Linked DNA regions of Mus musculus: region 2 is linked to region 1. Evidence: chromatin loops called from intact Hi-C (ENCODE). Cell type or tissue: left cerebral cortex. All regions are shown on one strand. Links, peaks and the distances in the headings refer to the core of each region. The heading gives the core; the rest is flanking DNA. Region 1 overlaps 1110002O04Rik (a long non-coding RNA gene). Region 2 holds the start of Gm25634 (a small nuclear RNA gene).

The links. Peaks named below come from ENCODE experiments on the same cell type or tissue, not always from the same donor. Only the 100,000 strongest peaks of a DNase experiment are listed, where the experiment ranks them.
Region 2: it touches region 1 in a loop (9-fold over the local background); 2 of 42 quality-filtered maps call a loop at or near these places.

What each region holds. Positions count from the first base shown.
Region 1 is chr1:35,872,258-35,888,051 of GRCm38, reverse strand. It overlaps 1110002O04Rik (a long non-coding RNA gene), which reads right to left. Exons shown (of 4, transcript XR_373312.4): 2 at 8,080-8,343; 3 at 7,224-7,370; 4 at 6,887-7,108. Among named protein-coding and RNA genes, the nearest start is that of 1110002O04Rik, 10 kb to the right of the region's middle. In left cerebral cortex, for the core only: a CTCF peak has its summit at 8,614; DNase peaks (open chromatin) are centred at 5,756, 6,089, 8,297 and 9,519; H3K27ac peaks cover 920 bases.
Region 2 is chr1:35,752,342-35,768,135 of GRCm38, reverse strand. It overlaps Gm25634 (a small nuclear RNA gene), which reads right to left and starts at 6,534; the gene lies at 6,430-6,534. In left cerebral cortex, for the core only: a CTCF peak has its summit at 9,303; DNase peaks (open chromatin) are centred at 7,879, 8,355 and 8,976; H3K27ac peaks cover 1,360 bases.

The sequences.
Region 1 (15,794 bases), core at 4,271-12,270:
CCAAAGAACCTTTCTAAACAGGGCCACTTCCCCCATATTCTTTCTTTCCCACATAGAATTTGAAAAAAAAATTAAGGTTGCAGATGAACACTGGTATTCAGCTTACCTTTTCCAGTCAGGACCCTAGCGTGTACAACCAGGTGGGTCTCCCCACCCCAGTTAAACCAACTATAAACTCTCACTTGGACATGCTCAAAGGTTTGTCCCCTTCCTGCTTCTAGACCCTGTCAGGCTGACCGTATTAACTGTCACAGGTGGAATCAGCAGCAGTAAAGGTTTTATTCTGAGTCTAGGGAGTGCCTTAAAAGGACAAGGACATGCTCTTTGCATGCTTGGGACCTAGACAGAGAACTTTCCAGATGATCCCACCCGTGGTTTCCCTCCAGGGCTCTGGACTTGCTTGTGTATGTGATGACCCCCTCTACCCTCGCTATGGAGACGGAGTCCTCTTCAGACCTTCCTTAGACTCAGCACCCTGGGGCACTGTCAATCCAGGAGCTGACAGAGTCCTCACCAACGAGCTTGGGGAACTGCGGGAGAGAGGATCTGCAGTGCTTCCGGTAAATGCTGGTTCCAGACTTTTCTCCAAGGTGCCTCTGCCCTCTGGGGTCCCGATGAGCGCTCTGTCTGCCCTGGTGCCTAACACTGGCATTGCTACCTCACCAACGGCTGTCCACTCAACTCCTAGAACCTGATGGGTGCCAGCTCCCGATACACAGCTTATGGCACATTTTCAGATCCCTCCACAACGTCCCACAGAGATGCTATGGGACACTCGGAGAGGAAGGAGGTGTGGAGGCCAAAGGGTGACCCTAGGTGTTGTTCCTCAGCCACCATCCACCTTTCCTTTCCTTTTTTCCTTCCTTCCTTCCTTCCTTCCTTCCTTCCTTCCTTCCTTCCTTCCTTATTTTCTTTTTAAAGACAGGTCTCTTGTTGGCCTGCCTCCCTCTGGAACCACAGCCAAACACACCTCTTCTGCATAGATTGCTTTTTGTCAGGATATTTTTTCACAGTTCAAACGTGAAACTAGGACACATGGTAAAACAATAGCTGCCTTTGGTTTGATATGATTTACACAAATGTAATTTAATTCTTAACCATGGCCACACTGAACATCTAATTCTAAGTGTCCCTGGAAATGTAACAGTTGATTCTTGGTGTCAAGTGCAAACTGTGGCTGTAGGTTATTTTTTAATCTATCTATCTATCTATCTATCTATCTATCTATCTATCTATCATCTACCTACCTACCTATTATCTATCTATATTATCTATCTATCTATCTATCTATCTATCTATCTATCTATCTATCATCTACCTACCTACCTATTATCTATCTATATTATCTATCTATCTATCTATCTATCTATCTATCTATGGCTGTCATTGCTACTCTTACCTTTAATCTTTGGGAAGTTCTAGGTCATCATGTCTTCTCTAATGTCTTAAAGCCCTTGGCACTGTGGGAAGCAGAGCCTGAGATTTAGTTACAGAATGGCCCAGAAGGTGATTTCTTAGATAGCTGTTCTCTCTTACCCTATCAGGTCTCTCAGGGGGCATTTACCTAAGATACAAGCCAGTTGCCTACATCTGTCCTTAGTGTGTTTTCTTACAGACCATGGTGTGAGCTTACTTAGAGAAGTAAGCGGCCATACTGGAAAATCTCACCCAGCAGGGATGATGGCTTCTCCATAGCCACTGAGGTGGAGATACACTTTCAGTTAGCCTTTCCTATACTATACACTCCAGTAATTCCTGAGTCACACACACACAGTGATGGCAGAATTATGTACAAATGACTGTGAGATGCAGGAGGAGGCAACTAATGACCTGCTATGAGGGGGGATACCAGCAGCCAGCCAAGAAGCCAGACCTTAGGGAGTTTCTTGCAAGTAGTCTGATTTGCTAAAAGAACCTGCAAGAACTAAAGCTAACCTGTAAGCCCCATTTACCCAGGGACAGATAACTTCCTGAAATGCTGGGGGCTGTGGTCCTTGTGTGATAATAAGCCTTGTGCTCTCACTCCCCTAACAAGTTTGTTTGACCCAACAGCACCAGGCGTGCTTGAGCACACGTAGGCGGGAGGTGCGCAGGCAGGATTCACAGCAGGATACATGCTTGCTCCTGATTAGACCGGGTAAGAAATACATATCCTTGTGGGTTTGCCTTTAAAAGCCTCTGCAAAACCTGACTCTTGATGTCCTCCCAGTCTGGACCTAGTCAAGTGTCAGTTTTCCTGGCCAGCACTAACTACAGCTTGTTAATTGGCTAATCGTGGAACTGGTTTTTCTCCTCAGACTCTCAGGTGTAACATGCTCCTGATGCCCTCAGTGTTCCCTCTCATCTCTTTCCCTCCCTCACTGCTGAATCATATCTGCTCCTCCCAGTCCTGGATCTTTGTAATTCTCCCTACATCTCATTTTGTAACGCCAAGCTTTGCTCTTACTTAGGTCTGTCAGGCCCCTGAGAGACGTGAACTTTGTTTCTTTATGAAAGGTGCAGGTATCCTAAAACAAATTAACAGTGAAAAGAGTAAGGTCTGGGGGGGGGGGGTAATCACACATTACAGACTCATTTCTCACAAGCTGTGGGACTTTGGGTCAGTTACGTAACTTCTGTGTGACTTAGTTTCCCCATGTGCAACCGTGTCCCAGTTTGTTGAGATGAGGTGGGGAATCTGGGAAATGGCTCAGAGGGTAAAGCGCTTACTGTGCAAGAGCCTAATGACTTGAGTTAATCCCTCAGCCACATGCTGTGGTAGACATCCTTAGTCTCTGCATGCCTGTGGTGAGACGAGAGGCAGAGACAGGAGAATCGATTGGAAGCTTACAGGTCCGCTGCTCTGGGACATGTGGAGCATCAGGAACAAGAGTAACCGTGCCTCAACATTTGTAAGATAGATAGACAGACAGACAGACCCCCCCCCACACACACACACACAAAGAAAGATAGGCCGGCAGACAGATAGGCAGACAGATAGATATAGATAGATATAGATAGATAGATAGATAGATAGATAGATAGATAGATGATAGATAGGCAGGCAGACAGACAGACATATATAGATAGATTAGATACATAGACAGGTAGATAGACAGACAGACAGACAGACAGATAGATAGATAGATAGGCAGACAGATATAAATAGATTAGATAGGTAGACAGACAGACAGACAGATAGATAGATTCCCCATATACTCACCCACACAAACACATACACATGCATTAAGAAAAGTATTTATAAGAGGAAGCCACTCATCGTAGATGGTGTTACTTGTGTGGGATCTTGCACGGGCAGCCTCCCTCCATTCCCCTCCTCCCACCCCCTTCCTTCTGTGTTCCCCCCTTACCCTGCTTTATATAAGTTGCGTGTGTGCAGACACACATGTGTGGCAGTGGCAGTCAGACGACAGTTTCTGGTGTTGCCCTCAGCCTCTGTCTTGTTTGAGTCAGGGTATGTTTGTTGTTTGCTGCTGCCCACACCAGGCTAGCTGCCTCGCACTCTACCAGGGACTCCCCTGTCCCTGCCTCTCACCTTGCTGTGGAAGCACTGGGCTTATGGATGTGTGTTCCTGCATCTGCCTACCTCAGCTCTGGAGGGTAGAAACCTGGGTCCTGATGCTTGGGTGGCAAACTCTTTATCCCCTCAGCCATTGTCCCATCCTCTTTCCCTCCCACCTGTCCCCGCTCTACCTCCCCTTCCTGTTTGTCCTCTCTCTGAACTCATTTACATACTCAGCCTTGTCTCAGGCATGCAAGGGGCGTACATAGAGTCCCTTTCGAGCTATACCTTCATAGACGGTCTTAACTCTGTCATGCTAGGCATCTGCTGCATTTCCAGGAAGCTCCCACGTGCACATTCAGCAGGCGAGGCATCCCAGACCCGTGACAAAGGTTCTGCTCTGTAACAAGGTCCACAGCCACCATTGTGAACCCAGAGAGGCCAGCAGCGGCTCCACCTTCTCCACAAGCCACTCACGTCACCGCACCGTCAGGGTCTGATCCTGGGCCCTGTAAAGCCTACCACACTCAGGCTTTTCATCAGCTGGTTCCAATTGGACTTCCAGAGATGGTTGCGGGATTCAAGGTGACGGGTCTACAAAGCCCTTGTCACAGGGGCTTCTCAGACAGTGGCTAGTATGTCTTCCTCCTTGTTCTGGTCGACCAGAATCCCTGAGCATCCATTAAGGGTGCTGGGGAGAAGTCAGCAGCTAATCTCTGGTATAGCTTCGCTTTCTCTGTGAGGGAGGCAGCTTGAGAAGGGCTATTTTGTCCCCTTGGTGATGTAGCCCCAGCCTCACCTGTCAGGTTTGTTTTTTTTTTCTGCAGTTTGTGGTCTAAGGTCTCCATGGGGCCTCCCCATGCATGATCCTGACCTTGGTAGACCATGCCAAGTGGTGTCTCTTGGTTGGTAGCCCTGTCCTGGCCTTCCCATCTATGAAGACTTCCTCTTACTATTTTTCTTGGTTTGTATACGTGTTGTATTTGTGCTGTATATGTGTGTATATGTTGTGTACATGTATGTTGTGTGTGTGTTGTATGTGTATGAGTTGTGCATTTGTTGTATGTGTTATGTATGTGTATTGTGTGTGTATGAGTTATGTATGTGTTATATATGTGTGTTGAATATGCATTGTGTATGTGTGTGTATTGTGTGGGTACGAGTTGTTCATACGTTGTATTTGTATGTGTTGTATATGTGTGTTGTGTATGTGTGTATTGATGTATGTATGTGTTGTGTATGTGTGTTGTATGTATATGAGTTGTGCATATGTTATGTGTGTGTTGCATATGTGTGTTGTGTGTGCATGTATGTATAGGTAGGACCACGTGTGTGAGGGGATTATCTTTATCTTTCTCAGCTATCATTCTTTATCTCTCTCTGCCTTATGGATTTGGTTTTTGGCTATTTTACTTGATCATTCATTTGGGGGAGGCTTGTGTGTTCCAACCATAGAGACATGTGAAGGCCAGAGGATTGCTTGAAGGACTCCATCAGGTGGGTGCCAGGGATGGAACTCGGGCTTGGTGGCCAGCATCTTTTACCCTCTGAGTCAATCATTCTGGTGATCCTCAACTTTATTCTTAAAGACAGGCTCTCTCATCAAACTCAGAGCTCACTGATTTGGCTAGGCGCTCAGTGAGCCCCAGGGCTTCTCCCGTCTCAGCCTCCTTGGTGGGAGAATCAGAAGCATGCACTGCCATGCCTGGCTTTTCCATGTGGGTTCTGAGCTCGGGTCCTCACAGAACATACTTTGTCAACCAAGCCTTCTCCCCAGTGCCCTGATACTTTTCTTCTGGCTAATTTCCTTGGCACGGGCCTATGTTTTCCTAACATAACTAAGCTGATAGGTGAACTGGACTAGATTGAGGGGGGTTGGAGTGGGGGTGGGGGTTGGTGGCCTGAGACATATTGCTGCAGCAGGCACACCTCTGTTACTTTGGGTACTCTGAAGAGCTGTCCAATACCTCTGCATGCAGTGCAGACAGATCAACTCCTTTTCATTCTCTAGTGATATTCAGGGAAAATATTCTCCTTGATCTAATTTGTTTTTTAACTGCCATGGGTAATTCCTTAATCTAATGGTGATTGCCTTCAGCCTGGTCCTAGAGATCTCTTTAAACTTTGCTCTTCCTTGCTATACCTCCTTCTTGCTAGCTAGCTACCCTCCTCCCTGGTGCTATGGCTTTCAAAGGCAGTGGCTCATTCAAACAATGCAGAATTAACCCACACAGAGCAACTGTGAATCATTTGCAGGCTAAAATGAGCACTGGTTTTGTCTAGGGGTTTGGAAGTGTTAGTTGCTTTAGTAAGTGAAGGCATCTTGATGCTAAACCCATGTCAAGGCTGAAAGCACAGCGTCTCTTTCTTCCCCTGGGAGCAAACAGTCTTCAATGTGTTGAGCTGCTGAAACTGGAAGGAGCCTGATGCCTCCTCTGCAAGCAGCTGGGGGCTTCTCCACCAGGGTGACCTTCTTCAGTCTCTGTCATGCTATGTGACCTGGCAGGGACCTAGCATGGATTGTCCTCAGAAAATGAGTGCTTCTGGATAGAGGAAGACAAGTGTCAAAGCAGGTCCCTGAAGCCCTGTGACTCAGATGTGTGCAAACTAGAAACGCTAACTTTGCTCTGAGGAGATGGCACAAGCATTCAGACGAGAGTTTTGTTCTCAGGATCCATGTTTTAAAAAGCCAATCCCTGGGAGCATAGATGCCCTGCAGGAATGTAAGACTGACACTAGCTAGACTCAGTGTCTCAAGAATCGACTGAGTCCAGACATTCAGAGAATGAGGGAGAGGTGCAAGGGATGTGTCCTGGTTTGAATATGCTTGGCCCAGGGAGTGGCACTATTCGGAGGTGTGGCCTTGGAGTGGGTGTGGCCTTGTTGGAGTGGGTGTGTCACTGTGGGGGTGGGCTTTAAGATCCTCATCCTTGTGCCTGGAAGTTACTATTCTGCTAGCAGTCTTCAGATGAAGATGCAGAACTCTCAGCTCCTCCTGCACCGTGCCTGCCTAGATGCTACCCTGCTCCCACCTTGATGATACTGGACTGAACCTCTGAACCTTTAAGCCAGCCCTAATTAAATGGTGTCCTTTATAAGACTTGCCTCGGTCATGGTGTCTGCTCACAGCAGTAACACTCTAAGACTGGATGGTAGTGAGTGAGACACCAGTCTCAGGCGGTTGACCCCCTGCCTTAGTGTCTTTTCTTTTCTTTCTTTTTTTTTTTTTTTTCTGGTTTTTGGAGACAGGATTTCTCTGTGTAGCCCTGGCTGTCCTGGAACTCACTCTGTAGACCAGGCTGGCCTCGAACTCAGAAATCCACCTGCCTCTGCGTCCCAAGTGCTGGGATTACAGGCGTGTGCCACCACTGCCTGGCCTTTAGTGTCTTTTCTTGTTGCTGTGATAAGATATGCTGACAAAGGATGTTTAGGGGAGGAAAAGTTTATTTTAAGAATCACGTCACCTGACCAGAGTGGGGCAATCCTGAACTTTGGAATGGCTGTCTCTGTCCCTGTGACTCCATACAATCTTCTGGCTGGAAGTGAGATGTGAAGCATTTTCCATCATGTTCTGCCTTCTCTGATGGCCAGCTCTCTGAACAAAGCCTAATGGAAAGCCTCATGATTGTCTCTAATCATTTGCCTTTGTGGTGCAAGCAACATGAGCTCCAGAATTCTGGATCTACTCGTTGGAAGCAATGCTGGGAACAGTTCAGCTAACCTTCACAGCCCCTGGGAGGTGGGTATCAGTGCCAGCTTACAGAGGAAGCCTTCAGGGTCCAGTGCTCAGCACTTCTGGTGCACCCAGGTGGGCAGTCTACTCTCTGGAGGCGTGGCCTGCAGTCCCAGGCTCCACTCACACCCATGCCTGTGGGTAGAAAGTAAAGGACAATCCACATAAAACCTTGTAAATGATGGAGACAGGATATCACCATCTCCTGTGATACAGCTCCTATATACATCTCCATCATTTACAAGCTATCTGATATGAGATTTGCAGTCCTAGAAGACATCAGGCTTCTGGAGAAAGACTTCAAGTTTCTGGTGGTGTGTGTGTGTGTATGTGTGTGTGTGTGTGTGTGTGTGTGTGTGTGTGAGAGAGAGAGAGAGAGAGAGAGAGAGAGAGAGAGAGAGAGAGAGAGAGAGGTGGTGGTAGTTTTAATAGGAATGGCCCCCATAGGTTAATTTATTTGAATGTTTGGTCATTAGGAAATGGTGCTAATGAGATTAGAAGCCTTGGCCTTATTGGAGGAATCATGTCACTGTAGGGCGGGTTATGGGGTTTCAAAAGCCTACACCAGTCCCAGAGTCTCTCTTCTTGCAGATCTGGATGTAGAACTCTCAGCTCCCTCTCTCACATCATGTCTGTTTGCTTGCCACCAGGCTGATGATGGACCAAACCTCTGAAACTGTAATCTAGTCCCAATGAAATGCTTCCCTCAGTGAGAGTTGCCATGATCATGGTGTCTCTTCACAGCAATAGAACACTGACTAAGACAGGGTGGCTGGACTCACAGCTGTCACGGATCCCTGCTGGAATGGAAAGGCCCCTCCCAGCCATGGTTTTCCCCACTTACAGAATGGAGATGGTGTCACAATCTGCAGAGTTGCAGGTCACAGGGCTGATAGTCAATTGTCATCGGTATCAATCTGCAGCCGGTGAACTATTCCGCAGCAGCTGCTGCTGTCTGAGCTTAGCTTCCCTGTCTGTAAAACGCGAGCACAGACCTAGCAGGCTGGGAGTGGGTTGACTCGCAGCTAAAGTGGAGCCTATGATCTCAGCCTCGGATGTCAACATTGGCAGGCTTCTCTGTACTCATGGAGAGAATATGTAGAGGCTCCTGCCAAGAAGGGGGAAAAATTGGATTTGCCCACATGCACCCGGCCCACTGATCTGTCTTCAGAGACAGAATGAGGAAACTACCTCTTTGATCCAACACTATTTTTATCTGCCTCTGAACAGTGCTAATGCTGCATTAAGTGTGCTGTGTGGAGAGGGGCCATCATCAGGCTGAAATGAGGGCGATCATTGTCCTGGTCCTATAAATGGCATATCTTGTCTTTGTGGATGGTGCTGGTGGGGGTCCAGATTTAGGCCACCTGCTGATGGATCTGAGCAACGGCATCCCTGCTCATGTGCCACAGGCACTGTCCAGTTGGGGAAGGAGGCTATGATGGTTTGTGTTAGCTGTCAGCCTGACATAGTCTACAATCACCTGGGAGATGGGCCTCTGAGAACAACTATGAAGGAGTATCTTATACTCATTGCTGAGAGAAGACCCCCTCACTGAGAGTGGAACCATCTCTCTGGGTTGGGTATAAAGAACTATATAAAAATGGAGATTATGAGCTGAGCTGTAGCATTCATTCATTCATTCATTCACTCACTCACTCACTTGTTGCTCTCAGTTCTTGACTGTGGGGGTGACTTGACCAGTAGATTCAAGTTCCTCCCACCTTGAATTCTCAACTGTGGTGGACTTGATTGATTGGGTTATTTTTTACCCTTTGAAACTAAGGCAGAGGCAGGGATGTCTATGGAGGAGGAAGGCCTGGTGGGTATCTGAGCTCTCTAAGGTCTCTTCTCTACTCTCCTGTCCCTAGCTTGGTGACAGGCTTTTCATGCATGCTTGTCACTCCATTATATCTTTTGCCATCAGGATCTGTTTGGGGAAAGGCTGCTGGGCCCCTGCTTATCCAGAGACTTGTGTATTTGTGGGCCACCTGTTTTGGAAAGGGAACAAACAGAAGGGTAGCTGTGTACTGGGCCTTGTGATCAAGGATAAGTACATGGAGAAAAGTGGGAATACATGGCTGTCACTCAAGCTGTGTGCCATTCTGCCAAGTGTGGCAGCTCTCCAGACAGAGATGGCTTAGGATCGAGTGTGACGAGACTGACTGGGTCACAGAGTGCCTGCACACATTAGGCGTGTCTGAGTGGGTGACCCGCCTTTGAACCAGGGAGTTGGACAGAGCAACTGAGTTCTCAGTGTGGGTGGACCTCATCCAATCAGCCAAAGGTCTCAAGAGAATGGAGTCTGAACAATGGGACATGGCCTGACTGCCTTGGCCCAACACTGGTCTTCTTGACTGGACTCAGATGCTAGTTTTCCTGGGTCTTGAGCCCACTGCCTTTGTGCTGGAGAGACAGTGTTGTCTCTCTCTGTTCTTATACATTTAGACAAGGATAGAATTCACACCAGCTGCTGTCCTGGTTCTCCAGCTTGCCAGTTGTTGTGGATAGCCCTGGGGCTAATTATATTTGATGTTAAATCTGTTCTCCTGTGAGGGGTTTCGAACAAGGAATGAGTCAGCACTCAGGTGATTTCCTGTAAACCTGCTTCCCACCTTAATTTGTAAAATAAAGGAAAGCTGATGATTGGGCAGATAAAAGAGAAGGTGGAGCAGAAGGGGAGAAAGAAGGAGAAAATGGAAGAGGGAGAGAGGATGCAGAGGAGGAGGGGGAAGAAGAAGAAAGAAGAAGGAGAAGAAGACGAAGAAGAAGAAGAAGAAGAAGAAGAAGAAGAAGAAGAAGAAGAAGAAGAAGAAGAAGAAGAAGAAGAAGAAGAAGATTCATCCATGACCAAAAGTGGCTTGGGGGAGGGAAGGATTTATTTGGCTTAAAGATCATGAGTCACAGTCCATTGAGGGAAGCCAAGGCAGGAACTCAGAACAAGAATCTGGAGGCAGGAGCTGATGCAGAGGTCGTGGAGAGGTGCTACTTACTGGCTTGTTCCCCATAACTCACTCAGCCTGTTTTCTTATAGAACCCAGAACCATCATTGGAGAGATGACCCCACCCACAGTAGACTGGACCCATAATTTAAAAATTGAGCTACAGGTTTGCCTACAGCCAGATCTTAGGGAGTCATTTTCTCAGTTGAGATTCTTTTTTTCTCAGATGACTCCAGCGTGTGCCAAGCTGACATAAAACTAGCCATCAGATGAGCCATTCTACCATTCCTGAACTGGGTCTTGAAAGAGGGCTTGGCACACTATGGAATATAGAAACACTCTTGTAGGGATAAGACAACAGCTTTCACTATCCCGAGGGGCCATATTTTGATCAGGGAAGGAGACAAAAAGGATGTGGGTAGAGCCTAAGAGGGAGGTAGGTGTGGTGCTCTAAGCTGGACAGATGTCTGTCTGATGTCTTAGCTGGACAGGGCTGTTGACAATGCAGTGGGTTGTGTGGTGTGTGTGTGTGTGTGTGTGTGTGTGTGCATGTGTATTGGGAAAGAGGCAAGCAAACATGCTTCACCATTCTTGAGGAGAGGACAGACTGAACATTGAATGGAATAGTTTTTACTTGGTTACAGATGTTTATATTCTACAGTTTTTTCCCCTCTAAGGCTAAGACAGTTCACTTTGTCAAGTTCTTATATAAAAACCAAAGAGGGGCTGGGAATACAGCTCGGTTACTACAATGTTTGTCTAGCATGCATGAAGCCAAGAGTTAGATTCCCAACTCACCAAAAGTTTATACAATTTATAAGATTTTCTTCTTCTAACTACTATGCTTGTGCCACCTTATGCCAGTGGGGTTATACCACAGGGCACACACGTGCATAAGCATACGCATTGTGAAGATAACATGAAAAAATTATCAGTGTATCTAGGCATGTTGGTACACTTGTGCAATCCCAGAACTCAAGAGATTGAAACTGATAGTAAGTTCTAACTAGCCCAGGCTACCCTATTAGAGATCTTCCTGTATCAAAAACAAACAAACAAACAAAACCAAACACTGGGGTGGAATGTGTAGATCAGCAACAGATTACTTTCCCATTATGTTCAGGACCCAGGTCCAATCCCTAGAATAGAAAAAAAATATATATATGCACATATGTATATACATATATATATATGTATATATACACACATGTGTATATATACATATATATATATATATGTTCTATCTACTTATCTATGTACCTATCTATCTAATATATCAGAGCTTTTCATCATAAGTAACAAGAAAAACAGAGCTGGGGTGCACATTTGCAATCCTAGTACTGGAGAGACAAAGACAGGCAGATCCCTGGGACTCAGTGGTCAGTCACCCTTCTCCATTTAGTGAGTTGTAGGGCAGTGGAAGATTCTGTATTGGGAACAGAGAGCCATATGGGCCAGTTTATGGATAACCAGAATGGACCAAGATGGATAACACCAGATACCCAGGGGGCTATGAGACACACACACACACTCACACACACGTTGTTACCATATTCTGGGGAACTCAAAAGGAAATAGTTCTGTAAGCTATAAACGACTCTAACTTGTAGATGTCACATTTGTATGACTTTTGTATAAACATGGCCTTGAGGCTCAGAGGCCTTAGCTTGTATTTGAGCCTTTGCCAGTCTGCCTGTGTCTGTCTGTCGCCCTATAGACATCTATGAAGCCTGCTGATTTCTTCTCCCTGCTGCGGGCGCACGTGTGCGTGCCTGTGCTTGTGTGTGTGTGTGTGCACGTGCCTGTGGCTGCCTGTGTGCAGCGTGAGTGTGCTGGTGTGTACCTTGGTACCAGATGATGTTTGCCTGCCTAGGGCCTTTGCCTAGAGTGACCAAGGTTTGTTCATCTACCTGCACATCCTCACAAGCACTTCATGCTCTTGGCCTACAGTCCCCCCTTTCCTTTCCAGCATCAAACCCTGGACCTTCCATCTGGAAGAGTCAGAAGGCTCCTGAACAAGTGAACTGGAGCCTCGAATGGCAGGGAACAGAGCAGAAGGAATGTTTTTACTGTGCTAAAAGCTGGCCTCGAAGACACTATGCAGGGAGAAGCCAAAGAACGAGAGCTGGGAGCCAAGATAAAACCTCAGTATGTGATTTAGAGCATTAAGTCCTTTTTATCAAATGGAAGGGAATGTAGACCGAGCCCTGGGGAGCCAGTCCCTGCCAGGTTGCTGAACCTCTGGGATGAGGGGGAGGAATGTCTCATTAACTGTGGCACAGATGGAGAAATTGACCTCTCTCACCACCCATCTCTCTTTAAGGAAGTGCCTACAGGTCCCAAGGCCACAAAACTGGGGAGAGCAGTTGCTAACGAGCTGGCTAATAGCCAGAGCATGTCTGGTATGGACCAATGCTGGCAAATTGCCAGAGACTATGAGTAAATAAACCACCTACTCGCACTTAATACTGATAGTCTGACAGAAAAAAAAAAGAAGAAAAAAAAATTGCCAGGCTCACCAAACGAAACAGTTCTTGGAGGACACGCTCTTGAGACGGTAAGGCTGTCTGTGTAGACACAGTGAGCCCGAGTGGGCAGAGCTCCTGAGCGCCCTCCACCCACCACGCTAAGGCTGGTGTGCCTTTACTAAAATCTCTCTAAATGTAAACAAGCACACTAAGTCTCTGAAGGGGGTTCCTTCCATGGCTGAGTATATCCTAGAGGTGAGGCCAAGGACTCAGGGAGGGCTCCCGATGACTGGATGTTTTATGCTGATTTCACTAGTTACTGATCCCCCACTAAAGTACAAAGGGAGTGACCACAGGATCTTTGAGACCCTGGACTGGAGGGAGGTAGGTGTGCATGGAAGGCCATAGTGGCCGCATGATCAAGGCCAAACTAGTGACTACGACCATTTGGCACCACTAGCCACATACAGTCAAATGACAAGGTGGTTGATGTCTGAGGAGTGATTTCAAGGCTGACCTTTGGCCTCCAAATTCACACTAAACACGTGCATTTCATACCTGATCACATGGGTGTACAAACGTACCCTTCCATGTGGAGGAAGGGGGAGAGAGAGGGAGGGAGGGGGAGAGAGAGGGAGAGGGGGAGAGAGGGAGGGAGACAGAAACACAGAGAGAAAGACACACAGAGACAGAGAGAGGGAGGGGGAAAGAGAGAAGGGAGGGAGATAGGGAGGGGGAGAGGGGGGAGAGAGAGGGAGTGAGACAGAAACACACACACACATACAGAGACACAGAGAGAGAGACAGAGAGAGAAAGAGATAGGGATTGTCAACAGCGTGTGGTCTCAAACTATTGAGATTTCCTTTAGGTTTTAAAGACATTCTTACTAATTACAACAGCAAACACTTGATAACCATCCTTGTTAAAAATTTAAAAGACCAAATTAAGCAATTACTGCCCAATTTAGTTCAGTAGAAAATAGAACAGAGGGACAGCGGGGATTAATTAATTCTAATACATATACATCATATATGCACACATCATATATATATCACAAACACATACACATACATGCATGACAAAAACCCAACCTGATCCTTTATTTTACGTGCCCCTATTTGTGTAACCGGACCTTCTCCCAAGAAGGCTGTAGGGTTGGATGCTGACTTTAGTTTCTTTACCTGTGGCTGTGTTAAAACACTCAGAAAAAAGCAAGTTACTTCACAGTTTTATTTATCTTACAGTTCCAGGGAAGTCACAGTGTCAGGAACTTGAGAGACCTGGCCATATTACATCCAGCGCAGAGAGCAATAAATAATGCATGCTAGTGCTCAGACCAATGTTTCCACTCACACAGCTTAGGATCCCCTGCAAAGGGAATGGTGCCACCCATAATTAAGATGAGTCTTCCCGAATCTATTTACATAATCAAGACAAGCCCTCAGAAGCATTCTCAGAGCCTAACATTGATCTAGACAATCCTTCACAGGTGGATCCTGCCTCCCATGTGCTAGACTGAGTATCACTACCAAGTATTATAACAGGTCAGGACTGAGGGCATACTAAGCCTTTCGCTAAGTCCAGAGAGACCCAGGGCAGCGTGGACCTGCAGGGGATGCTTCACAATGGGTTCACCCTTGCTAGCTTCAAAACCCTAAGCATCTTGGGGAGATAATAGTAGGAGAGAGAGTTCTTCCATTGTGAGGACAGCATAGGGCTAATTTGGAGGCATGGTATCACCAAACGTGGACACAAGGTGACGTTATTGAGGAACCTCATGGACAGTCAGGTTGTAAAGACCGAGGATTACAAGTAGAGGCAGGCCTCTTCCTAAACATGTTCAATTGGTGACTACACTGTCTTACACACTCTGTGTTCACAGATGGTGGGTGAGAGAATATAAACATTATAGTGAACAAGTTTACTTTAGGGCACCCAGAAGGATGACCCCATGATGTGGACTTGTTTAAATGCTCTGTGTGCTTTTCTGTGGAAGAACATCTCTATAACCAAAAAACCAAGTTGAAGAGATACTAGGAATCTCTTTAAGGGGCTTCTGCCTCAGAAAGCCTGGATATTGGCTTCTGAGTTCCTACCTACAAGCTACCAGGTGCAGGCCATGTCACCTTGGTGGCACCCCAGTGCTGGCTGCAGAATTTGGCTCATGAGTATGTGTCAGGTGCCAGGTGATCACAGCATGATGGCAGGGCCAACATGTCCCATAAGATGCCAGTGAAGAGAGAAGGCAGCTACCAGCACTGCCTGAGCGAGACATACTTTGCAAAATCGGGCCCCTTTAGTTCTTCCTTCAAAGTCAGCCTCAGTTTCCCAGAGCCTTGGCTTCCCAGAGCAGGAAGTATGCTGGGGAAGGGACTGGACTTAATGGGAAACCACTCAGGCTGGGGCATACAATTGATTGGGGTTCAGATTTCAGAGCACCAAGGGCAAGCAAGCCCAGGAGGCCATCGGCTCTCAGAGGGACATTCTGATAAGGTAATGGGGTCAGATACAATGGCCCAAGAATCAACTTGTGGAAGGTTCTTGTAATTCTAAAGGCTGGAAGGAAGCAGCAATATCTTAAAATTCTGAAGGGAAATCGTGTTAATTTGGGCCACACTGCACTCTGTGGATTCGCTCAGCTGCCAGAGCCCAAGAAGTTTCAAGCAAACAAAGCATTTTCTCCTATCTGTGGGTGATGAGGGTCTGAGACTGCAGTACCAGCAAGTTTAACTTCTTCCTGGGCCTTTCTTCTTGCTCAGAGATGGTCACTCCCACACCCCATACGCACATGTTCATTCTTTACAAGGTCACTTTGTATTGCCTGTATCCTAATTTCTCCCTTTTAACTTATCTTTTTGTGTGTGTATGTGTGTGCATTCATGTGTTGTATATGCATGTGTGCACGTGTACGTGTGTGTGTTGTGTCAGAGGAGCACATTGGTTATTTTCCTATTGCTCTCTGCTTTATTCCCTTTGAGGCAAGGTCTTTCAACTAATCTGTCATTCACTATTTTAAAATGTATAATAACAGTAACAATAATAGTTATTATTATTATTATTATTATTATTTGCTAGGTTAGTTGACTAGCAAGTCCTGAAAATCTTCCTGTTTCTCCATATCCCTCACCACAAATGCCAGGCACATCTGG
Region 2 (15,794 bases), core at 4,453-12,452, 120 kb after region 1:
GTAGTGGTTCTCAACCTTCCTAATGCTGTGACCATTTAACACAGTTCCTCATGTCATGGTGACCCCCCAATCACAAGATTATTTTCATTGCTACTTCATAACTGTAAGTTTGCTACTGTTATAAGTCATAACATAAATTATCTGTGTCTTCTGATGGTCTTAGGTGACCCCTGTGAAAGGGTCTTTGGACTTCCAAAGGTTCTTGATCCACAGATTGAAAACAAACTGATATTAGATGGTCAACCTGTCTTAAAATTTAAATAGGGCAAAGCCCTGCCGTGCTTTGGGCTCAGACTTTGGATATAAACTCACTGAGCCAATACCAGCATGAATCAAGCTGCTTCCTCGTAAAAAGCCTCAGAGACCTGTGGCCTTGTCTGAGAGTGACTATGATGGTTTCTATATGCTTGGCTCAGGGAGTGGCACGATTAGGAGGTGTGGCCTTGTTGGACAACAATCCGCCAGTTTATTGATAATTAGCTGGAAGTGACTTTTATGATGTTCCTCCCAAATCTCACTTTTGCTGAGGGCCTTTTCCTCTTCCTCTAACTCAGTGCTACCACGTGGCACTTGGTAGGGTGCATCTTGGTGCATCCTTTGACCAACAAGCATCCTATCCCGCAGAGAACAGGCTCAATACGTCTTGTAAAATTCTCACACTTCTTTCTACAATTTGCATCAGTGATAAGAACATTTTTTTGATCTCTATTCAAAAAAGATATAATTAGAATACAACTGAGAGATCATTGTCAAGACCAGCAAGGCCTGAAATTCTGTCCTAGTTAGACGCTAAGAAGTCAATTTGATGGATGTTGACAGAAATAAACAGATGAAAGATTATGTTTTTTACAATGAAAGTGGTATCCAGAACACTTGCCTAATTGCATTGATTTTTTTCTCTCCAAGGGCTACCATGGTGATGTAGTGGGTTGAGATACAGGCTATGCATGCAAAGGGTTTGTGCTGCTGGGGTATTATGGGGAGCAGAGAACTCTCCAAGTGAGTAAAGTCATAGGTGAGTGAATGTCTTTGACACAGGCACAGTTATGTCAAGGACCCCAATGCCTCAGCCCCATGGCAATGGCAATGACTTCCCCAAGGGAGTCTCAGGGGGATGACAGCATCTTCTTTTGGGGTTTGAGTCTGAATGTAGACAGTATGTGTAAAAAATATCTAGTGTAGCTTTCTCTTCTGGGATGTTTACTGCCTGAAGGCGCTCACTTACCTACAGAGAGTAGCTAAGCCTGCCTCCTGGATGCAGTTGTATGCCATAAACTCCATCTTCTTGCTCAGTTTTATGCAATAACCCTGCTTCCCTGTTCAACTCTTGATTTAAAAAAGTATACTGAGCTTTTGGGAGCTGCAATTTCTACTTCAGAAAGCCTAGTCTGTCCAATCCCAGCCCTCATGCCCTGCTTCTCTGACTCTCTGTCTCCGTCTCTGTCTCCCGTCTCCTCCCGTCTCCTCCCGTCTCCTCCCATCTCCTCCCGTCTCCCGTCTCCGTCTCTCTCTCTCTCTCTCTCTCTCTCTCTCTCTCTCTCTCTCTCTCTCTGTGTGTGTGTGTGTGTGTGAGAGAGAGAGAGAGAGAGAGATTTCCTCACTGTTCCAGTTGAATCCATCCCTTGAACCAGGCTAGATGTGTCAGAGTATCCAAGGCCAAGGTCAAGACCTCTTACACAAGAACTGCAAATGCACCAGGCAGGCAGCAGGTATGCAGTCACTGGCGGTCACATTGTGCTCCTGTGACCTCTGTAGGTGCTTCATCTTGCTGAGATTCTGGAAACTAGTTCATCATGCAGTCTGCCACACCCAAGAAGCCCATGAAGGAACACACCAGGCCTGTGGCAGACTGTCATTTCCACCAGGGTCATTTCACAAGTCTACATCAACACTTCTAAGTGTTGTTGTTGCCTCAGGGTACTCCTGGCTCCTCAGCCACATCTCAGAAGTACTTGAATTGGGTTACGACAAGAATTGGGCTTTCTTGATCAGAATGACTCTCTAGTGATATTCTTGAAGAAGAGTTGAGGGATTTGAGAGAAGAGCACTTATCACTTTTCTGTTTCTGTGATAAAATACCATAGTCAAAATGCAACATATGAATGAAGGCAATCATTTGGGTTGATGGTTTTGGAGAACTGAGAGTCCGTTATAGTGGCAAGGCCTAGCAGCAAGCAGATGACTGGGGTAGGAACAGGAAGCCTTGGGCTCACCACTCGACTGGGCACGCTCAGAAACCAGAGAGGGCCAACTGGAAATGATGCAAGGTTATAGACTCTCAAAGCCCGCCTCTAGTGATGTACTTCCTCCAGTGTTCCTAAGGTTGTATAACCTCCCCCAAAACAGTGCCACCAGCTGGGGAGCAAGTGGAAGAGCCTCTAGGCAGCATTTCTTATTCAAAATAACATGCTGCCTTCAGGAGACTGAAAGTTGGTTTCCATCACCTGCAGGTTAGGGATCCCTGCGAGCTAAAGAGAAGCAAGACATGGGACAGCCACACAGGCTGGTCAGTGTCCTTGACTATGTGTGCAACTTCACTATATCTTTCCTGGATCTCCTTTTCTTTCTCTTCATTTCCTATTTCCATTTAAGCTTCACTGCCTAGTAGTTTAAATACCCATCAGGATGTAAGTTACCCTGTAAGTATACAAAGACCAGAAATATGTAAAAGACTGCTGTATTATATTTGTCCCTCTGCCATAAGGAAAAACAGTCCCAGAGACTGAGAAGTGTTCTATATCTCTGGCCAGAAAGTCTGCAGCGCTGTGACAAGATGCTCATCACTGCTTCTAAGTACAGTCTCAGAGTCTTCCATGCCCTCCACGGGCACATGGTCATGCATGCACACGCAGAGACATACACATATGCACATCAAATAAAAAATAAATCATTTAAAAAATAACACTTGAGAGTAGCAGTAGGGTACAGGAATCCTGTCCTAAAACTTCTACTAGGTGAGGGAAGCTGAAGGTTTCTCAGTCCACACTGGGCTCAATGAATCCATTTCTCAACAAAGTCCAAGGCAATCTCAGGACAGCAGAATCCAAGAGAAGTGTCCCTTCCTCCCATGTATTCCACCTAACACAGAGTAAAATTCCAGTTCTGCTTCCAGTCTGGAGCAGCTAACCCAGTCCTGCCCTCTTAGCCCCTTACCTCTTCTACTCTCGCCATGTTGAATTTTCTTGTGCTTCTAGCCCAAGTAACTTTGTATCTACGTGTGTCCATTTCTGAAAGGAAGCATGTATCGCTTTCCAATGCCTGCTCTGTTTTACTTCATGCAGTAGGTCCATGGAAAATAGGTTTTTCTGGTCTCCTGTTTCTTGTTAGTGTATTACTTCAAGAGGGACAGTACCAGTAGAATAAATAGATATAGAAAAAAGCTGTGCTTGATTACCTTACAGGATCTGTTCAGCACACACTGGGTAGTCCAGCAATGGCTATCAGCATGTTGGAGAATCAGAGACACTGTTGCTGCTCTGTCCATGAAGCTGGATAGCTCAGCAACCCTAATCCTAACGGCCTGAATGTTGCTGGACAGCCGCTGGTTTTCGATCCATCTCAGAAGGCTGAAATATATGGGTTCTAATGTCAGTAGAAAGCCAGCAACAGGACAGACAGGCTTGCCAGAAAAGGGTAGAGCAGATAGATACAATAAAACAGCTTTTCTTGGTACCATTGTATGTTTGGGCAGCCAAGGGTAAGGTCTTTTCCATTCTGTTAATCCTTCCAAGTGATACCCCCAGAGACTTGTCCAGAGACATGGCTCTCAGTTGGTTCCTGATCTAATCAAGTTGACAGCCATGGTTACTCATCACAGTTAGCCATGTGACTAGAGGCCAAGGCCCCTTATTGATTGGTGAATAAAGCTGGCCTTTGCCTGTGAACTGGTAGAGTTTACAGGCCATGCTACTTGCTATTTTTTTTCTTTTAACTTTTTATTGATTCGTTGTGAATTTCACATCATGCCTTCCACTCATCTCCTGCCCCATTGTACCTGCCCTCTGCCCTTGCAACCTCCCCCATAAAAGAAAATATAAAATAAATAAACAGACAAGCTAGAAAACATCTCAGCATGGAAGCTATACTATGTTACAGTGTACCCTATAGTATGTCTATGTCCCTCTGTCCACACATCTTTACTTGCAAGTGTTCTTTGCAATGAGTTCTGTTTTCAAGCCCTGGTTCGAGGTCTCTGGCTTCTGTGACACCATCAATATTGGATCCTCACTGGGACTCTTCCCAGTTATCCTGTTGTTGCCCTGTGTCATGGAGATCCTGCTGCTTTGACTAGCAGGACCCGCCCTTTCGTGCATTCTAACAGTTCACAGATGATGCAGATTTTGGGATGGATCTCATAGCCCTGGATCTGGGCTTGGGTGGTAGCTGAGCTGATCAGTCTGCTGGCTGTCCCACATCCGCACCACCAGGGTGAACGCTCCAGCTCTGCTCTGGTTAACCGACCCAATGCTGCCACTGGCAGTAGGCAAGGTCATCTTTCTCGCTCTCATGCCCTTGAGGCTGGCTCACTCACTCCCATGCCTCCAGAGCCGGCTCTATTGTGCTTCCCAGTTGAGGCACAGAGCCCACTCTCTCAGGTGCTGTAGCCAGTGAGGGGCGGGGCCAGTGAGGGAGTGGGCCAGAAAGGGGCGGGGCCGGTGATGCTGCTCTCACACCTTCAGTGGTGGCTCACCCATGCCCACTCCACCAGAGCCAGCTCTGCTGTGCTGCTCAGGTGAGGTACAAGGCCTACAATCCTGAGTGCTGTAGCTAGGGAGAGTCAGGGCCAGCTCATCCATTCTCATGACCCCAGCTTCGGGTCTCCTGATGCTGTAGGTGGTGAGAGGTACGGGTGCGCAGGGCATCACCTCTGCACCTATGCTACCTTGTGGCAGATGAGTGGCAGGGTCAGTTCTTCCATGCTCACACCCTTGGGCGGCTCATCCATATCCCTGCCACGAGGGTCAGCGCCACTGTGCTGGGCGAGGTGCAGGGCCTCTCTCCCATGTGTTGCCACCAATGAGAGGCGGGGCCAGCCCTTCAGAGTTTCGCAGCCACTGAGGGGTGGGGCCAGTTCTGCATAGCCCTTAGACATCTACAAGGTCCCTGGTAGCTGCCAAGACCTGGGACATCACAGTGGTCTTTAGTGGTAATATGAACCATGGACATGGACACTGACCCCTGCCCCTGCACGGTCATAGACCCAGACATGGTCCTCAGTGGCAGCATGGGCTGGGACTTCACCATGACTTCGGGTGGCAGGGCTGGCCACTCACAAGAGGCTATTCCTCTCTACCCTTACATGTCCAGTTCCACATCTCTTCAAAATGCTCAAACTGTTCTTGCTTTCCTCATCTCTTTGTCTCCCATCAGTCCACCACATACTTGCACGTTGTGATGGCTTCTGCTGCAGGTGGGCCACCAGGCTGGTGGACCTCTGGTGACCTCCTCTGTCTATGCCAAGTGTTATGGTGGCAAGCAGGCCTCTGAGTGACCACAGTCTGACTGTCTTGCTTCTTGCATTTACAAAAGCAACCTTCTCCTGATCCTGTGGGTCTCCGTCTTAGTTCCAGCCTGGGGCTCTGTCCCTTCTCACAACCCCACCTTTCTTGCTCTGGCCCTGCAGCCATGACTAGTGCCTCAGCCTGACACCATAGTGCTGGAATGTGTGCACGGTGGATGCCTCATTCACATATGGAGTAGAGACTCTGCTAGGCAGCCAGGTGGGTGCTGGGGATGGAGTGAAGGAGACCCAGTCCCTTTGGAGCAAACAGAGGAAAGAAGAGACTGCTAAAAGGCTATGCAGACAAGTAATTATTTTGAATCTCCTTTTATCCCTCCACGTGAATCCCTTCCTAGCCACCTGGACATTCCCTCTGTGGGGCCCCTCGCAGGCCTGCCTTCTCCTAATGGAATGCAATGCTCTAGCTTTATTCCACGGCCACCAGCAAGGTAGCCTAGGTCTGGGTGCCCTGCCCAGAGAATAGAGTGAATGAAAATGAGGACACTGACTGAGTTGGCAAGCAGAGATGAATGGCTGGAGTTGGTAGAGGGAAAAAGTGGCTGAAGAGACAGACTCTAGAATTTGGAGACAAATGTAGTGGATGGCGGAGGCCAGCAGAAACAAACGGTCCATACACACCGTGCGAGAGCCAAGCCAGCAGCTTGATTCGGAGAGGCAAAGTCCTTTGCCAGGGAGCTCGTGTATGCCTCTCCTGGGCTTCAACATCACATGAATGAAATGGGGACATGACCACAGTTATTATTTTTTTGTGGTTGTTTTTTATCTCAATATATATGGATTCTAAATAAATGAATATAGAGATAAACATAAAACTGCATATATGAACATGCTCACATTTATTCTGCAGTTTGTTTGTTTGTTTGTTTGTTTGTTTTTTACTTCTTCACTTTACATCTCACTCACTGCCCCAAAATATGGAATGCTTCAGGAATTTGCAATGGCATCCTTGGGCAGGGGCCATACTAACCTCTGTGTAGTTCCAGTTTTAGTGTATGTGCTGCTGAAGCAAGCACATGGCCACTCTTAAGTACAGCTGAGGAGGTTTTTATTGTACATATGAGGGAGAGTTCAGCCCGAGGCATCTGGAAGAGTCCAGACTGACCATGGCCAGCAGACTGAGCTAGGTCAGGAAAGGAGGGAGGGGGAAACGATAGAAGGAGAGAAAAGAGAGGGGACAATAGAGGGAGAAGAAACAAAAAAAGCACATGGCTGTAATGGCAGGTTTTTATAGGAATCAGAAGCTGGGGGAATGGAAGCTGAGCCCCTGGGTTAGGAGAGGTTTAGGGTAGGGAATAACAGAGTGAGAAGAGCGGAGAGGAGGTCTAGGTACCAAGTGATCCTGGTGGCCTGTGTATGCTCTGGGATGCTCTTAGGCAGCTCAGTTAGACATTTGTCCCAGGTTTCTTTGGGATCTGACATAGAGGACCCAAGAGATGGCCTAACTTCTAGATACATTCCCAGCTGTTGCCTGCTGATCACAGTTCAATCGATTGGCCTCCTAAACCACCTCAGTGAACTAAGCATGAAGAAGGATGCAGAAGTTAGAAAGCCGGGATTGGCTAAGAACTCAATGGTGGAGTGTTTGCCAGCATGCCTGAGGCTTTAGGTTCAATTCTCAGTGCCACAACAAAAAGTTAGAAATTGTAAAGTTGAGTTCTACTCCCAAGTCTACTCTCTATTAACTGAGGGACTTTGAAGAAACTGCTTACCCTTGTCAGAAGATGGAGACAGTGGCAGCCTCTGTACTGTTACAGAGCATTTGCCTCTGAATCGAAACACGTTTTCCCCCCAAGGGAGGGGACAGCCCCCCAAGCCTCAGGTAGTCAACAGAATGTCACATGACTGGGAAAGCAATATGGCTGCTGGCATGGCAGCCTGTGTCCATACCTCTAGCTTTGGATAGAGACTGGTATATCCCTGAAGCTCATTTGCCAGCCAACCTAGCTCAATTGATGAACTTCAGTTCAGCAAGAGAGCATGTCTCAAGTATAAAGGTAGAGTATAGAAAAGGGGGGAAAGATGAAGGATGCTGGCATCAGGTCTGTACATGCATGTGCACACATGATTCATTCACCACACAAGCACACACATACACAAAACATCAGCCGGTGTGAGACCCATGCTCCAATGCCAGGGAAGGAGGAGGACTGTGGGAAGCTGGCAGGTTGAAGAGAATTTGAGGGCCTCAGACAGAGTAGATATACTAATTCTTTTTTTAAAAAAAGATTTATGTATTTATTTACACTACAGATCTCTTCAGACACACCAGAAGAGGGCGTTCCCCAACAGAAGCAGATCCCATTACAGATGGTTGGGAGCCACCCTGTGCTTGCTGGGAGTTGAACTCAGGACCTCTGGAAAAGCAGTCAGTGCTCTTAACCGCCAAGCCATCTCTCTAGCTCAGAGAGGATATACTTTTATCACTACACCTATGCAGGAAGAAACTGACCGGCAACTAGTCACACGGCTGTATACATGAACTTCATACATGCAGACAAACACACAACTAGACCTAAACACAGAGGTAGACACACAAGCCTATTGATGGACAGACACAGGCATATGAGGCTCCATGCCTGAGTACATTGTACTTGAGAATAGAAGGCAGTGAGGACTCATTTATATTTAGATATCAAAGTACTGACATGGATATCCAGTCTGAGTCATTTATAAATGACAGACACTGGACATCCAGGGGACTATGAGTCAGCCCCAAACGGCTGACACAGGATGTTCAAGGACTCCCAAAGTGAACAGTGATGTAATCTGTTGTGTAACTATTTTTGGCATAGTATCACTTTTGTGGGAGTCTATACAATATGGTCTTGAGGTTGGCGGCTCGAGTCTTTGCCTTTATCGGCCTGCCCATGTGTTTGTGGGTGTGTGTGTGTGTGCCAGTCTGAGTGTGTGCCTGTGCATGGTTGTAGGCAGCCTGTGTGTGCCTGGGTTCCTGACAGTGCCTGCTTGTGTAGTGGTGCACAAAATGTGTCTTATCTGCTTGGAGTTGAACACACTGTCTCTTCAACCTCCCAGCTTTCCATGACCCTCCTTCTTTTCTGGCATTCAAGTAGGACCCCACAGTGTGCAGGGAGAGCTCTGTAGTGTAGAAAGAGCCTCTGGCTTCTGATCCAAGCCTTTGTTAGTGAGATACAGTCTGTAGGCTTCTTCCTTGTGAATGTCCGGGAGTCAGGTGGGGGTGGACCAGGTTAGCAGGTCATTCTGATTCCCTGGGTCCCCCCAGTTTCCTGATATGACCCAGCTATGGGGATTATTAATAATAAGGAGCTGTCCTCCCGAGAGCAGATGACAGTGAGCAAGGAGATGTTTTCACGAAGCGTTCTGAACACAGTATTTATGGACTCCAGTTATTGGGACATTTATAGATTGGATGCGAAATGTAAAACATATGGTGCGCTCTTCCAGGAACACATTCAATCCAGCTGCCGCCCACAGCCGCACTGCCGCCCACAGCTGCGTTGCTCTTTCCTCCGAACACTCTTCAGAACATTTGTGGGGGTGGGACCCCTCCCGTTCGCAGGAACAAGGTGAACAAGTGTCTCTTCAGGTAAAAGGCTGGTTCCTTTTGGTTAACATTACCCTGTCTCTCAAGGTTAACATTAGCAGGGCCCATCAAGGAGTGTTCTGCAGGGAAAATGTGGCTGGATTTTTTACCTTTTCTTGTTCCTTCTTGACATATGAAAATGATTGCATGTGGCTGGCAACTTCGAGGCCAGACTTAAGCACCATTTGGAGTAGCGTCCCTTGTGGTCAGGATCTGGCTGTGTGTTTTCAGGTTCTTGGCCTCTTATCCAATGAATTGAAAATCACCACTCATACAGGTTTGCAAATGAAGCAAGAATGCTTTATGGGAGCAAATCAATAGTGCGGATTGTAGAGGAAGACACTGCCCAGATCGATAGTGGGTCATGTTCGTGAGGCTATGTAAGGGTCCCGGGCTGCAGCCTGGGGTCTCTTTTTATGGAGTTCATGGGAAGGAAGAGCTGGTTACTATGGAAATTTGTTTGAATGCTTCTCTACTTTGATTGATAGATTAGATCATACGCTCACTTTTCCTACCAAGCATGGCCCCTTCCCATAGCACAGTGGTTCTCAACCTTCCTAATGCTGTGGCCCTTTAATGTGGTTCCTCAGGTTGTGGAGACCCCCAGCCATAAAATTATTATTATTGTTATTATTTGCTGCTTCCTAACTAATTGTGCTACTGTTGTGGATTGTTATGTGACATTTCCAGTGGTTTTGGGTGACCCCTGTGAAAGGATCATTCGACCCCCAAAGAAGTTGCATCCAAAGGTGTCAGCGTTTGGAGGCTGATTATGGGATGGATCCCCGGGTATGGCAGTCTCTAGATGGTCCATGCTTTCTTTTCAGCTCCAAACTTTGTCTCTGTAACTCTTTCCATGGGTGTTTTGTTCCCAATTCTAAGAAGGGGTAAAGTGTCCACACTTTGGTCTTCATTCTTCTTGAAAGAAGTGGGAGTGGGTGGGTAGGGGAGTGGGGTGGGAGGGTCTGGAGGACTTTTGGGATAGCATTTGAAATGTAAATGAAGAAAATACCTAATAAAAAAAAGAAGAAGTTGCATCCACAGGTTGAGAACAGTTGCCCTACCGCATCTGATTTTAATCATACGGATGCCTACTTGTAAAGCTGGTCAATGGGGGGTTCTCCCTACAAGATAATGAGAGGACTTATCCTATTATACACGCACCCAACACCAGTTCAGGCAGGACTGGTGTCTCTCTTCTTCATAACATGATACACTGAGAATACAGGAGTAGAAGCTGTCTGAATTTGGTTGTTACCAGGGACAGGGAAGCTTATACCTTTGTTCAAAAATAGAAGTATGTGAAGTCCATTGCAGGAACAGTAAGGCAGGGTGGGTGGGGAGAGGTGGGGATGGGTGGGGATGGGTGGGGTAAGTTCTGAGTTTCTAGTGCATTATCTAGAGAGGGGTTATAATATATATTATGTGTTGATGAAGGAACTGGGTACCAAGTGTATAGTTATTACAAGAATTGGGTGTGTGTGTGCATAATGCCAGACCAAATGTGGGGGTTCTAGGGGGTCCTAACCTGTCTTGCTTATTCTCGCCTAGCGTGACCTTTACCTTGCTTGCTTGTGTGGGTCAGAGCTGACCAAGCCCAAGCCTGGAGTCTGCTCTGCACACCTCCCTTGGGCTACCAAGATCTCTAGGAAATGTATTTATGTCTGTTTCTTTTCCTGTTGCTATGACAAAGTACACTGTCAAAAGCCACTGGAGGGAGAAGAAAAACTATTTTAGCTCACAGTTCAAAGGTGTCATGGTGAGCGAGTTTTTTTTTTCCAATTTTTTATTAGGTATTTTCTTCATTTACATTTCAAATGTTATCCCGAAAGTCCCCCATACCCCCCCCCCCGTTCCCCCTACCCACCCACTCCCATTTTTTGGCCCTGGTGTTCCCTTGTACTGGGGCATATAAAGTTTGCAAGACCAAGGGGCCTCTCTTCCCAATGATGGCCGACTAGGCCATCTTCTGCTACATATGCAGCTAGAGACACAAACTCTGTGGGTACTGGTTAGTTCATATTGTTGTTCCACATATAGGGTTGCAGACCCCTTTAGCTCCTTGGGTACTTTCTCTAGCTCCTCCATTGGGGATGCTGTGTTCCATCCAATAGCTGACTGTGAGCATCCACTTCTGTGTTTGCCAGGCACCGGCATAGCCTCACAAGAGACAGCTATATCAGGGTCCTTTCAGCAAAATCTTGCTGGCATATGCAATAGTGTCTGAGTTTGGGTGCTGATTATGGGATGGACACCCAGGTCAGACTGTCTCTGGATGGTCCATCCTTTCATTTCAGCTCCAAACTTTGTCTCTGTAACTCCTTCCATGGGTGTTTTGTTCCCAATTCTAAGAAGGGGCAAAGTGTCCTCACTTTGGTCTTTGTTCTTCTTGAGTTTCATGTGTCTTGCAAATTGTATCTTGGGTATTCTAAGTTTCTGGGCTAATATCCACTTATCAGTGAGTGCATATCTAGTGACGTCTTTTGTGATTGGGTTACCTCACTCAGGATGATATCCTCCAGATCCATCCATTTGTCTAGAAATTTCATAAATTCATTGTTTTTAACAGCTGAATAGTACTCCATTGTGTAAATGTACCACATTTTCTGTATCCATTCCTCTGTTGAGGGGCATCTGGGTTCTTTCCAGCTCTGGTTATTATAAATAAGGCTGCTATGAACATAGTGGAGCATGTGTCCTTATTACCAGTTGGAACATCTTCTGGATATATGCCCAGGAGAGGTATTGCAGGATCCTCCAGTAGTACTATGTCCAATTTGCTGAGGAACTGCCAGACTGATTTCCAGAGTGGTTGTACAAACTTGCAATCCCACCAACAATGGAGGAGTGTTCCTCCTTCTCCACATCCTCGCCAGCATCTGCTGTCACCTGAATTTTTGATGGTGGGCAAGTTTTCCAGCAGTAGTTTGAAGCAGCTGGCTACAATCAGAAAACAGAGCTGTGACTGTGGGTGGGCTTTTCCACATGTGCCGAAGTTCCCTGAAATAATGACTCTGAGACTTCCTATGTATGAATAAATGCTTAGGCCAATAGCTTCGGCTCATTTTTGCAAGCACATAACTCAATGAATTCATTTAAACTAGTCTAAGACAGGCCATGTGGCTAATTACCTCTCTTTGGTTTGAAAGTCTTCCTCAGAGTTCAGTGTGAATCTTTCCTGTGCCTGACTCAATCCCAGAAGTCCAATGTCCCAGCTTCTAATCTTGTGTACAAGAGATTCTCTCTACACAGAGCAATCAATGCCACTGCCCTCAGGTTGTGTCCTCCATTGTCAGTCCAAGTGTCTACCTTATCAACATAGGCTAAACAACCATCCCTGGCATGCCTTGCAAGCTTGTCTCGTAAGTGACTTTAACACTTAAAGTTGGGTTACCAATTAACACTACTCACGAGAGTGTTCCTGGTCTAGAATATCCCCCACTTAGGAGCTTGCATTCAGAACCAACAACAACCTGTATTCCTTACACATTGTCCTGCAACAAAGTCACCATGTATGTACATTATAAAACTCACCACAAGTCAATGAACTGCAGTAGGTGTGGAGTCCCTGCCAATCAAAAAATGTACAGAAGGGCAGATCATCTGCTGCTGTGTAGAAAGCCATGGAAGGGTCCCTGTTGCCTAAGACTTTTCCATATTAGACCCATAATAATTATATGCTTTCTTATTTAAATAGGAATATCAAAAGCCTTCAAGGTTTTATAAAAATGGAAATAAAACATAAAAAAGCCATTTGGAATGTTGGTTGTATTAGGAATCAGCATTTCAGCTTCTAGTTATCTTTCCATATCCCTGGGGATGTCTATGGTGTGTGCCCTGGTGTATCCCATTGCATCTTGTCCTCGGGGAGTTATTGTCCAGGCTATGCTGGAGGGATGTGAGTTAGGTCCTGGAGACTGGAACTTTGTAGGCCAAGGCCTGGTATTAGCAAAGTGTATAAGAAACTGGGGTGAGCAAGGGGCTGGGAAAGAGAGCTCGCTGGGCCAGCCTCCTGTTAGTTAAAATTCATCAGACTTGAAGATCCCTGAGTACAGCTCCTCCACACTTAGCTTCCAGGCCCCGACCATGCCATGGTTGCCTCGTGAACTTTGAAATACCTTTAAAAAGAGGTAAGATATCATGGGTGGCCTTCTGCCACGGGGAAAGTAGAGAAGGTGATTCGGCTTTGCTGAGGTTCATAATAGGAAGGCTATTTCCTGGGGGACTGTGATAGGCAGCCTATTTTGGTTGAATGAGGCTTGCTCCAGCGACCCAGTAGAAAATTCTACAAGGGACGAAAAAGCAAGCCATGTTCCCAGAGTCAGGTGCCTTCCTCGTGTGCTCTCTTTAGCTCTCACCTTTCTTACTACTTACATCTTAGAGATGTCTAGCCCTCCTTCTAGCTCTCTCTTTCCCCCTTCCCCACTCTCTCCACGTGGCCATGGCCAGTTTCTCTCTCTTTCTACCTTCTCTCTTTCTCCCTGCTTTTCTACAATAAAGCTCTAAAACCATAGACTGTCTCTGCTGATCAAGGCCCACTGTGCTTGAACGATGGGATCGGCTTTCCCCTAAGGAGCTGTGTCTAATCTCCTGCCAGAAGGCCTTCCTGTGCTCCAGCCACAGATCACAGATCACAGATCACAGATAGACCAAGGACTATTGCCCATGTGGGAACCACCCAGCGCCCGCCTCTCCCTCTGCCCTTTCCTCCCTTTGGCCTTGGTGGCTGAGCCTCCGGGGACTCCCATTTGTTCTCAGCTGCTCCACGGTATCCAGTGTGGGATGCCAGAGACTGAGAACCTGGTACCAAGGACTGCCCCTTGTTGCGTCGTGTCCCGTGTCCACCCCCCCCCCCCCCCCGAAGCTGGGATTCCGTGGCTTTATACAGCCAAATACCGACCCGGGGCCGAGTGGGAAACATGTGGCAGCCCTTCCAAGTCTGCCCGCCCAGAGCACCAGAACTCTGGCGGGATAGGTCTTCTCCCACTCCCCTTTATCCAGCCCCCCCCCCCCGCACGCCTACTACCCCACAATTTCCAACTAGCAAAACATGGCTATTTATTTATTTATCTGAGACAGAGTCTCATTATGTGTCCCTTACTGGCTTGGAACCAGCCGTGTAAATCAGGGTGGCTTCATAGACATTTACCTGTCTTAGCCTCCTGAGTACTGCAATTAAAGGCTTATTTTTTTTAATTAGGTATTTTCCTCATTTACATTTCAAATGCTATCCCAAAAGTCCCCCATACCCTCCCCCCCCCACTCCCCTACCCACCCACTCCCACCTTTTGGTCCTGGCGTTCCCCTGTACTGGGGCATATAAAGTTTGCAAGTCCAATGGGCCTCTCTTTCCAGTGATGGCCGACTAGGCCATCTTTTGATACATATGGTTAGTTCATAATGTTGTTCCACCTATAGGGTTGCAGATCCCTTTAGCTCCTTGGGTACTTTCTCTAGCTCCTCCATTGGGGCCCTGTGATCCATCCAATAGCTGACTGTGAGCATCCACTTATGTGTTTCCTAGGCCCTGGCGTAGTCTCACTAGGGACAGCTATATCAGGGTCCTATCAGCAAAATCTTGCTAGTGTATGCACTGGTGTCAGCGTTTGGAGGCTGATTATGGGATGGATCCCTGGATATGGCAGTCTCTAGATGGTCCGTCCTTTTGTCTCAGCTTCAAACTTTGTCTCTGTAACTCCTTCCATGGGTGTTTTGTTCCCAATTCTAAGAAGGGGCAAAGTGTCCTCACTTTGGTCTTCATTCTTCTTGAGTTTCATGTGTTTTGCCATATAGGCTTATTTTTATTCTTTCTTTATTTAATTATTTTCTAATCTGCCCTACTAGTGACCCTTGGTGAAAATAAGGGAATTTGAGTTTTCTCTGTGGTCCTGGGTAGGAACACAAGCTCCTGAACTACCAGGAGCTATCAAATCAAGGCTTTCTCTTAAGAACAAAGATGTGCCAATGTCTCCTTCTGTGAGTCAATTTAAGTGGCCTGTCAATCACCCGGGCAAGGAAACTCCCCTGAGGTAATCATGTACTACACATATGTAGTAATGAAAGCCTGCATAAGCCTGTAGGCTGGTGCAGAGTATTCTAAGCCATCATCCACTCTTATTCCATGAGAGTGTCTTCCTCCATAATTGCTCTCTCTGGCCATGTGTACTGTGTCGAGCACCATGGTCGGGCCTCCATTGCGTAAGGCTTTTCCAGATTAGATGTACAATAACCATCTGTCACTGCCACTCCCCAGACTCCGAAAAGCTACGTGTTTGGTAAATGTCTATATCACGTACCAGGTGATTAGGATCTCTCAGACTGGAGAGAGTTGGAATGCTGCAAGTCCGCAGGAGATTATCTTAGGCTGGTTTTGTCCCCCAGGTAGTTATTTGGCGCCCGCTCTGATCTAATATCTTGTGGCTATCAAGTAAAATCCTTTTTAAAGCTTACCCCCTAGTTCCCACCAACCCAAAGGCTGGGAGCATCATCAAATAGCACCTGAGGTTCATGGCAGAGATTTCTCTGCTTTCCTGTAAGCCGCCTGCCTACCTGATATTACCTCAATGGTTTTTTTTTTTTAAACCTAACTTATGACTTCATTTCTTCTGATATGACCAAAACTTCATGAAACCATCACCGTGTTGGAATCTGGGACTTTAGTATCCTGCCTCTGTATTTCTGGGACACCGTCACTCCCGTGTGGTGGAAGAA